Regions from separate parts of the Homo sapiens genome. Here region 1 is linked to region 2. Evidence: read pairs that join two places in POLR2A ChIA-PET (ENCODE). Cell type or tissue: OCI-LY7. All regions are shown on one strand. Links, peaks and the distances in the headings refer to the core of each region. The heading gives the core; the rest is flanking DNA.

Evidence for each region. Peaks named below come from ENCODE experiments on the same cell type or tissue, not always from the same donor. Only the 100,000 strongest peaks of a DNase experiment are listed, where the experiment ranks them.
Region 1: POLR2A ChIA-PET joins it to region 2 with 5 read pairs; 1 of 35 experiments calls an interaction of 5 or more read pairs at or near these places.

The regions. Positions count from the first base shown.
Region 1 is chr2:111,903,513-111,908,890 of GRCh38, forward strand. The region is part of intron 1 of MERTK (MER proto-oncogene, tyrosine kinase); the gene reads left to right. Among named protein-coding and RNA genes, the nearest start is that of MERTK, 7.6 kb to the left of the region's middle. In OCI-LY7, for the core only: no CTCF peak of the experiment used is centred there; a DNase peak (open chromatin) is centred at 3,139; H3K4me3 peaks cover 719 bases.
Region 2 is chr2:111,033,626-111,039,003 of GRCh38, forward strand. The region is part of intron 15 of ACOXL (acyl-CoA oxidase like); the gene reads left to right. LOC124907866 (a long non-coding RNA gene) reads right to left here. Exons shown (of 2, transcript XR_007087182.1): 2 at 1,580-3,297. Among named protein-coding and RNA genes, the nearest start is that of ACOXL-AS1, 79 kb to the right of the region's middle. RefSeq lists an enhancer at 3,656-3,885. In OCI-LY7, for the core only: no CTCF peak of the experiment used is centred there; DNase peaks (open chromatin) are centred at 2,636 and 3,736; H3K4me3 peaks cover 1,851 bases; H3K27ac peaks cover 2,537 bases.

The DNA.
Region 1 (5,378 bases), core at 199-5,198, 870 kb after region 2:
TTCTAACAACTCCTTGCTCAGGGGCAGGTAGCCCTGGGTGCCTTGACTTTGGCCCTTGCCGTTAGTTTAATCTTAACCCAAAGCACATGGCTCTGAATTGGTATGTTTCTCAGCAGGAGATTAATTATTATAAAAACTGAAAGGGGTCTCACACTGTGTGAGGCACACTATGCCTCTGGGGACTGGAATGAAAGTGTTAACCGGGACTGGCTTCTGGGGCTTTGGGGGTGGTGATTAACTTTCAGGACCTCTGTTCCTTTTTGGGTACAGTGGGAGGCTCTTTTCATAGAATTGTTAGGAGGACGTAATGAGCTAATGGCAGGTGATATGTGCTTAAAATATATTTGCCATTATTACCAATGGTTCTCCTCCATTCTTCTGAACTCAAGTATGGGGGAAATGTTTTTCCTAGACAAAAGGTGTTGGGAGGAGGGTTCTTTTCTTATTGAAGTGTATCCTGAATGGTCCACCCTCCATTGTTCAGAATGCTTTGGTGAAGGGGCCCTCCGGTGTCGCCCTAGAGTGCCCAAGTCCTTTGCTGCAGCTCTTTAGGTTTTTGTTTCCTAGTAGTTTGAGCAAAACCCACCCAGGACCAAGCAGTTCTCCAGAGAAGCAGGGCCCGCCCTGACTGCCATTCCCCTCCTACTCCTGCCCCCATACCTTCCCTTATGGAGTTCAAACTTGACATAGTACAGGAATAGCTTCTTGTCATGTGCCTCTCAGGAAGGTATAAAAATGAAGTCCAGTTCCTGTTCAACTTTTCCCACATAACTCTTTTCCAAACTGGGTGTGGTTTAAATTTTTTTATTTTTATTTTTTGTGTTTGTTTTGTTTTAGGGTTTTTGAGTGTGAACATCCAGAAAATTCTTTTTTTTTTTTTTGAGATGGAATCTTGCTCTGTCGCCCAGGCTGGAGTGCATGTGGCGCGATCTCGGCTCACTGCAACCTCCGCCTCCTGGCTTCAAGCAATTCTCTGCCTCAGCCTCCCAAGTAGCTGGGATTACAGGTGCCCTCCACCAGACCTGGCTAATTTTTGTATTTTAAGTAGAGACGGGGTTTCACCGTGTTGGGCAGGCTGGTCTTGAACTCCTGACCTCGCGATCCACCCACCTCGGCCTCTCAAAGTGCTGGGATTACAGGAGTGAACCACCTCACCCAGCTCAGAAAATTCTTTTCCTTTTTACCACATCGAGCTAGGTTTTCCCAATGAGGTCAGTTGGCTGCAACATAGAGAAAATGAGGCTTTGGTTCTTAGAGTAGATTCCGTGTACAGGCGTGAGTATGTGTCCGCAGGTGGTCTTGTAGGAAATGCAAAGGGCGCCAGGTGCACTCCTGGCTTCTGGTACTTCCTGCTTAATGGCATGGGTGAGCCAACCCTCAGGTGCCCGGGAGGGAGCCCTGATTACTCTCCCTCTGGCACTCTGGGCATTGGCTAACCCGTGACCGGAGTTAAACCAGTTCCCTCTCTTTTCATTCTATGTCTCCCACTCCTGCCTCCAGCCGAAGTGCTAAAAATGCAGCCTGGCAGGGGCAGAGAATTCCATTAGGATCAGCAGGCCCCTTTTGGAGAACAAGGATACTAAGAATACCTGCCATCCTGGCACTTCCTCCCTCCTAGGCCTTACTTTTCTCTGTCTGAACCATGGCTGTTGAACTGGGTGATTCTTAGCCACAGGAAGGGAGGGCCTAGATCTTCCCTAGTTTTGTGAGACTCTGCAGCTGGACAGCCATCCCTTCATGGGAGCTGCCACATTTTCACTCTCGGGGCCTCTGACAGGCACTAGGATCTAGGGACATGGCCGGCATGTGAAACCCTGGGCTGCTATGGCCAGGTCACCTCCTCAGGTCCTGGTGTTTCAGAGTGATAAAGAAGAAAGGGTGATTATGTCTCAAACATTTCATTGAGAAACCTACACTGTTCTTTTTTTTTTTTTTTTTTTTTTTGACATGGAGGCTCACTCTGTCACCCAGGCTGGAGTGCAGTGGCGCGATCTCAGCTTACTGCAGCCTCCTGGGTTCAAGCGATTGAACCCAGGGTTCAACCTCCTGGGTTCAAGCGGTTCTCCTGTCTCAGCCTCCCGAGTAGCTGGGATTACAGGCACCCATTACCACACCCAGCTAATTTTTGTATTTTTTAGTAGAGACAACGTTTCACAATGTTGGCCTGGCTGGTCTCGAACTCCTGGCCTCAGGTGATTGGCCCACCTCAGCCTCCCAAAGTGCTGGGATTATAGGCGTGAGCCACCGTGCCCAGCCAGAAACCTACACTCAATTCTAAAGCATTTTATTTCATCCTTCTTGGCTAGTTCTTCAATTATCAGTGCTTCTTTCACTCAATGGTAAATGGATTTTCCATGAGTCTTGGAGGTGGCAGGCAGGGAGAAGGGGCAGAAGGAAAGAGAAAGAGAGAACAGATGTTGGCTTTATGTTTGGAATAAAATTACACCAAAAGCTAAGAACATTTATATTTGTGCTTAGAGAAACCCCATTTCATTTCAGAAGCTCAATGCCTGGATTTTTTTGCCAGCACATTTTACACTTGTATGTTTCTCCTTGTACTCTGTGCCTCCATGTATTTCTGTTGGTCCCTTGAAAACAAGATCCAATCATCACAGGGTTAGTGCTCTGCCCTAGGTCACTCCAGTAGGGGTCCATCCTCCGGATTTAGATCTCAGGTTGGCACTTATGCAAATGCTTTCTGACAGGTCCCCTTTTTTGTGTAATCTGCTTTTTCTTTGAGGATCTAGATACCTCAGCATTCAGGGACAGTAAACATCTTAGAACTTGCCTTAGCTGTGGTCTTGCCTCTCATTAGATACACAAAGAAAAGCCTTGTTTATTTTGGAGAAGGAATTGTTTTGTTATTTTAAGCCTTAGGGCCTTGTGGTTAGAGCTACCAATAGTAGATTGGCTTCATTATGGTTTTGAAAATGATCACTTTCACAAGTAAGAACAGGCTGTCTTAGTGGAGAATATTAGAACAGAGACTCAAACTTAACTGAAAGTTGTTTTCTGTCACTGTGCCGCTTAGGGAATTCTCAGTGCGGTGATAAATATTCATGGACTTCCCAAGTGTTGTGTGTGCCTGGAGGCCAGTTTTTCACTTGTTCCAATTAACGGCAGGCTGCCTCCACACAGGAAGTGAAACCAGCCTTTAAGCCTTTTTACAATTCTGGCACATGATTTGAAGATTTGGTGATGAAAGCAATGTTCTTTGAAAGTTTTGGAGCAAATAAAAAAAAGAAGCTTTTTAGATTCACTCTTAGTTTAAAAAATAACCACTTGGGGAGTTGAAAGATGTAAGTTCTCATCCTAGCTTTGAGAGGAACCTGCAGGGACAGCTGGGGTATAGTGTGTCCTCCTTCTAAAACTCCACATCCTCACTTGTCAAATGGGAAAGCAGATGGATGATTCTAGGCCCCTTTGGGGCAGAACACTGATTCCATCTAAAGGGGAGAGGTGGGAAGGGATACTTTCTCCCATGCCGTTTGGGACACAGAGCCTCAGCCTGAGTTTGACCCTCAGCCCTGTGCGTGACTCTCGGTGTGAACTTTCTTAGACATCAGCCCAGAAACGGAGATGGAGGCTGTGTGAAGAGTTTCATTAAAAATGAGTGATGCAGCCAGGTGCGGTGGCTCACGCCTGTAATCCCAGCACTTTGGGAGGTCAGGGTGGGTGGATCACCTGAGGTCAGGAGTTTGAGACCAGCCTGACCAACATGGTAAAACCCTGTCTCTACTAAATACAAAAAATTAGCCAGGCGTGGTGGCGCATGCCTGTAATCCCAGCAACTTGGGAGGCTGAGGCAGAAGAATCACTTGAACCCAGGAGGCGGAGGTTGCAGTGAGCCGAGATTGTGCCACTGCACTCCAGCCTGGGCAATAACAGTAAAACTCCGTATCAAAAAAAAGAGTGATGCTAGTGGGTTCTTTGCTGTTGACAGTTGCCATTCCCTGCCACCTGGGCTGTCTGTTCCTCCAGTAAGTACCCCCTCCAACTCTGGGGCAATAGAATAGTCTGGAAACATGGAGGTATATTTCTGAGAATATTGGATCTCCCCAAACACATATGACCTCTTCCTGCTAAATCTTCTGAGAGACAGAGGGATGGACTAAGCTTTTTCCGGGGTGGATGGAGTGGGGCATATCCCCCCTGAGGGGGAACAGCAGAATCTTCAGGATCAGGGAGAATGATGTCATTTTCAAAAGTTTATTCATTCAATATTATTATGTCATTTTATAATTGGAAATTTAAAAAATATTTTGTGATATAAACTGTAGAATGCAACGCTCTTAAATATTCTGGCTGGGAAGATAAGGATAAAGACAATGATTCATGACAGGGGTTCTCAAGAAGAGGTATGCTTCAGAACTACCTAGGAAGCATTTTCGCAAGGTAGAAGCTCAGGTTCCCAGGACCCGTGGACTCAATCTTTGGGGCTGTGGCCCTGCCTTGTGTATGTCCAAGCTATTCTGTGCCACCTCTTTCGTTACACTCCACTGATGCAGTATATCTGATGTCTGATTCTTGGGCAGTGGTGGGGAGCCTCTCTCTATTACCCCATCCCAGGAGGGGTATGTATCAGAACCTGGCCATTGAGGGTAGGAGTAAGCTAATTATGCTTATCCAAGGGAGGTGGCAATTCCTAGACAAAGTGAGAATGTTGAGCTGGATGATTCATTAAGCCAAGTGCCCTTAGGATTTTAGGACCTGTTGGTGGAAAGAGATACAGCTAATCAGGTGGGCCAACCAGTAAATAGTAAGGCCTTTCCCTTTTTACCATTATATTTTTTCCTCTCAGCTACTCTTTATACTCACATCTTATTATAAAATATTTAGGATACACAAAAGGATTTAACAGGTAATAAAACTCGCCTGTGTACTCACTACTTGACGTAAGAAGTCAGACATTAACACTACAGTGGAAGTCCCCGGTCGTTCCTCTCTCCAGTGTCATCCCCTCACTCCCACCCAGAGAAAACCATTATCCCACATTGGGTGTTTCAATTCCCATGCATGTCTTTATCCTTTGATCATGATTGACATGATTATGTTGGTAACACTCTATAGTGTTGTTTTGCACCATGTCAGTTACATTTGATTGCATATAACAGAAAACCTTACTTCAGTGGTGTAACCAAAATGGGAGTATTTTTCTCATACAACAAGCAGTCTGACAGCAACCAGGTTGGGATTAGACAGTGGCTCCATGATAAAGTCAATGACCTGGCTCTTGGCTCTGACATCTATAGTGTATGCTTTTAGAACACATTGTTCCTTAAATGGCTGCTGTGCTTCTGGGCATTTCATTTGCATTCCAGGCAGAAAAAAGCAGAAGGGAAAAGGACAAAAAGTCTCATACCAGCTGAGTCTGTCCT
Region 2 (5,378 bases), core at 322-5,321:
ATTTATGTAAACCACCCTTCTTCTGTTGGTGGGTTATTTCTTCAGATTTGCCGATCGGGTTGAAACATATCTGGGGTATGAAACAGTACTTGAGACACCCTGATTGAAGGCGACTGTGTCTTGGGCCTTCTCATTCACTGTAGGTAGACTTGTACTGGCTTCACTCTCAGGGGTGGTGTGGCCCTGGCTCCTCCCTCTGGGCCCCTATGTACTGACCACAGATATCGCCCTTCCTGGGACATGAGGATGGACTATATGGACTCCTGGTGCAAAACTTCTAAGCATTCAGAAATGTGATCAAGTTTGAAAAGGAAGGGGGAAGTCAAAGAATCACTGCACAATTCATTTCACCTTAGAAACATGACAGTTGAGCCTTGGGCTGCACAGCCTGCTTGCTGAGAGCACAGTGGAGCTTAGTGAGGACTGAGGATGGGGGCTCTGGAGTCAGGTCACCAGGTTCAGATCCCGGCTTTACCTCTACCAGCTGTGTGACTGTGAGTGAGTTACAAACCCTCTCTGAGCTTCAGTTTCTTCCTCATTTATAAAATGTAGAGAGCATGATATTTACCTCGTGGGGCTGTTGGAAATATTAAATGAGACAACGCTCCAAAGCTCTTGCCTTTGCATCTGGCTCTTTGTTAATGTTTAATAAAACCTTTTTATTACTGCTAATCACTACTCTAGGAAAACCTTAGTTCTTATAACCAAAGTAGAACATTTTCGACCTTGTTCCTTAAAGGGAAGAAAAAGAGGAAAATGAAACAGGTTAAGTCTGAGTGTATGAGGTCTTCACACCCGGAGAAAATATCAAGGATTTGATGATGGCACAGTACAAAATAAATCCAAATCAACCCTGAACCTTTTATTGGTTCATAACCACAGTAGCACAAGTGATTATTTTCAGGAAACTGGCTTCAGGTTCAATGTCAGATAAAGAGGACTTGGAAGTATAAAGAAAGTAATGGAAGAAAAATCATAAGAATTAGTTCAATGACAGCATTTAGAAAGCCCAGGAATGTTTTGAAATCGAGAAATCCATCTGTAATGAGGAGGTCTGTACAGAACGGGTCCTAAAGATAAGGATGCACTAAACATAACACTAGCCAGTAAAATTTCACCAGCGTATCATTACATTCAAATAGCATGTTACCCTCTGGCAGAGGCCTCCAGGGGATGGGAGAAGAAGTAGAAGGAGCCCATCTGTCTTCAGTGACCAGACCCAGATGTTGCCTTTGGAGCCTTTTGAAGGAAGAATGCATAGGAAGGAAGAGAAGGATCAGTCTGTTAAAGCACAGTCTTTTTTTTTTTTTTTGACGGAGTCTCGCTCTGTCGCCCAGGCTGGAGTGTAGTGGCATGATCTCTGCTCACTACTCTGGGGACTACAGGTGCCCGCCACCACACCCAGCTAATTTTTTGTATTTTAGTAGAGACGGGGTTTCACTGTGTTTGCCAGGGTGGTCTCAATCTCCTGACCTCGTGATCTGCCCACCTCGGCCTCCCAAAGTGCTGGGATTACAGGCGTGAGCCACCGTCCCCGGCCTAAAGCACAGTCTTAATGTCACCCCAGATGACAATGAACTCAGAATTTAGCCATTTTTATTAGGAACAAATGGAAAAACACCTTCTGGCATCTGTCTCCGTTTGTCACCTGAAAACTAGGGAAAACCGTGTTTGAAATAAAAATGTTAAGCAGTCTCTGGTGGTTTCCGTAGTGGGATGTAACTGTTACAATGATAAATCGTTATTTTTCTGTGATACACATTTTTGTCTTGCCCTAGAAAGTGCAGCTCTGAAGCCTTGGTGCTGTCTGAACCCCTAAGGGTGTACCAATTCCTAAACAAAAAAGGAGAAAGGAGGCACTTTTATTAAATAAATTACATCCACTACTTTCCAGCTCTGTGCAGAATTGTCTCTTGCTTTTCTCATTCTCGAAGCTTGTGAGTACTTCTCATTATGCAGCAGGAAGTCCTCTTTCTGGTTCTTAATAAAGTGACTAATAATTTAGAATGTTCATATTAAGAGCAGGTTGTAATTATAATTAGAATATATAATAATGTGGATTTCTGCCTATTGGGGATTAATTTCAGACTCCTCTCAAGGATGTATTTGTTTTGAAACAAGACTTTCTTTGTTAATAAAAACATGATCGCATGCATTATTAAAGCATTATTTCTGTATGTTATCCATTAGTGCTTGTTGCAGTATTCTTCCCGGGATCAGCATTTTCCTCTCAGTTGTTAGTGGGGCTATTCTTTATATAAACTACATTCACCTTGGTTTAGCTTTAGCTTTGACATTCATCCTCTAGGAAATTACGGGAATATCCCTACCGCCTCCTCAAATGTGCATTACATTATGCAAGCTCAGATAAACAAAATGCCACAACATCAGCCAGTAGTCCTGTGTGAATCTAGGTACTTTCCCCTTTTCACTCAACTAAATCCAAGATCATGAAGGACAAACCCGACTTGGGGTAGAACCAGAAGTTGTAAGACAACACTTCTCATTCTTTGACTGTTGGGTTTCTGCAGTGTTTTTCTGTTACTACTGGAGGTGGAGGCCTGGAGGGGAGGGGAAGAGTGGGAGGACCAGAGGTGCTAGTTGGCTGTGACACCTGTGTGCCTTCCTCTCCCCCAGTACCCATCTGCTGGTGTGTCTAACTTTAGAGAAGTCTCATGTGGCCCCACACAAGTGGCCTGAGGGAGGGAGGAAGGGAGGGAGGTAGGGAGGGAAGGAGCCCTGGGTGCCACTGCCCCTGCTTCTGGCCCCTGTCTTTGTCTAGCACCCGTTAAATGTGTGGGCAGTGGAAACCAGTGAGAAGGTCTGTTGCACCAAGAATAGGCAGATGGAATTCACTGCCAAATCCCAGTAGACCCAGCATCTTGGAGGTCCCAACATTGGGGAAGAGAAGGAATGTCCCCTGGCTTTGTTTTCTCTACTTCAGTCACACGGCCAAATCCTAGGCCTATGAGCAGTGCCTTTGGGAAAAAGGTGAACCTGGGAGTTGAGGGTCACCATTTCAGAGAGTGTGTGATGGCTGGGAGCAGCCTGGGGAGTCGAGGGAGTCCAGGGACACTGGGTCTCTGATGCTTGAGGTCTGGAAATCCAGGAGCTGGCAGAATATGGAGGGACACGAAAGTGAGAACTCACCTTCTGACTATACTCACACACAAAATTGCTTTGAGAGAGAGCGACGAAGCTTGTGGCCAATTGGAAGTCGGAGGGAGGCGCCTGGTGAAATGGAGACCAGCAGAAGTAGGAGCATGGAGGTCCCTTGTGCTCACATCAAGGAGGGCTCTTAGACAAAAAAGATGAGAAGGAAATTTGACTGGATGGAAGCATCGTAGTATGTAAAAATCTGGCAGAGCATGCCACTTTGCCAAAGTGGATTTTAATTTCATGGCACATTGGCCAAGAGACATGGGAAGAGAAGGTTTAAGAACACAGACTGCCCAACATGCTAGTAGCTCTGTGAAAAGCTCTCCTCTGACATCCTGCAGGTTGTGCCCGTCGGTCTTCATGCTGGGGTTCCCTCCCCAAGCTTCTCCATCTCCCCAAGCCATGTAGTTGAACTTCAGGTTTGGGTCAGCTGGGCCCTAAGAAGACCCCAAATGCTGTTTTCTGAAGAAGTGCTGTCACACCCCTGAACTTGGGAGCTTGTCCCTGAAGAAAGCTGTCTTTAGAGACTTCACTGACTCACTCTCCTTTGAAGGAAGTGAGAAATTCTGAGGTGGTTTTTTATCACCAGTGACCTGAAGACTCTGTTGCCCTGGGGAGAGGGGGAAGAAAGGCAAAAGCAAAGTCTGACACCCGAATGATGTGTGTTTTATGGAGGACTCTCAAGAACAGAAGTTAGTGGCTGTACTTGACCTAGATGCTAATGAAATGCCACCCTTTGAGCCCAGTCTAATGGCCAACACACAGCCATCTGTGTAATAATCACAGCCATCACAGCCATCTCCATCTATAGAAAATATTCTCTTTGCCAAAGACTCGCTAAATGCTTGGCCCTTGTAATTTGTTTAATCTCCACAACAACCTTGCAAAGCCCACTGAGGAAACTGAGGCTCAGAGGGGTGAACAACTGCTTGGGGTCACACGCTAATAAGCTGTGGCGTTATGACTTTGCCCCGGGGCCAGTTAACCCTACAGCTTTCCCCAGACAGACAGTGGAGCTCCTCAACCCCATCCACCGCACTCTTTAAGAGGTTTCTTTCCCACAGATGAATCCCAGAGAATGGGGGTTCTGGTGTTCTTGAGTTTTTGAAAGTCTTTCTTTGTGCATTTATTTATGGTAAAGTTAGCACGTACTGCTTCCTACTACTCTTACTGGATTTGCCTCCGAACAATGCTTCTTGTTTTTTTCTATTTCACAGAGTTTCTGTGAGGATTAAATGAAATAACATGGGTGGAAGCCCTAGGACCGTATGGAGCAAAGGGAGCCAACATTCAGTGAGGGCTCAGCCTATCAGGCCCTGTGCAAAATATTAGGGACAGAGCAACTCTAATCCCCCACTAGGCAGTGAGGAAGGAACCACTGCCTTCTCAACTTTCATCTGAGGAAACCGAGGCACAGAGAGGTTAATGAGTTGTCTAAGGTCACACAGTTAAAAGAGGCAGAAGGAAGACTCAAATCCCAGCAGGCTGCTACCATCTGCCCATGTTGCAGGGCTCCCAGTGCTCGTTGGAGCTGAATCTGGGAGCTCAGCATTTCTAAAGAAGCAAAATAAAATAAAAAATAAAATAAGCCCTTCCCACTTTTTAAATGTGTTTCCCACTTTTTAAATGTGTTTTCGCTCCTTTGTTTCCCACTCTGTGATCAAAAAATTGTACATTGTATGATGGACTGCAGAGATCTGGTCTACAGCCCCTGTTCATTTAACTTCTAATATCTAAGTAGTTTCAAAATATGGTTACATTAGTACCAAAATTGATGGGCAAAAGTAACACCAAAAGTAAAAAAAGAAATTATTTGCACCAAGTATACTGTATTTGTGAGTTTTCCACTGGGAACAGGATGGAGAATAAGACCTTCCAAACGGTGAATAAAAATAAAAGTATAGGAACTCTTGATTTATCATACACACTCTAGATATAATTTTGTATTTAAAAATATTATTCCATACCACATATTGTAAAGTTAAATATGTTTGCAGTAAACATACATTTAAATTTAGGTTTTAAAGGACATGTTCTAATCTCACAAAACATTTAGCAAATAACCTTTGAGCTCACATGAGCCACCCACACAAAAACCAAAATGAACTATAGAAAAAAAACATAGAAAAAGCAACTGTCTGTTGACAACCAGATTTTCTTTCAGCTCTTTGAGTTTTTCTTCTATAAATAATCTGTATGTTTCAAATGTGGCCATCTTC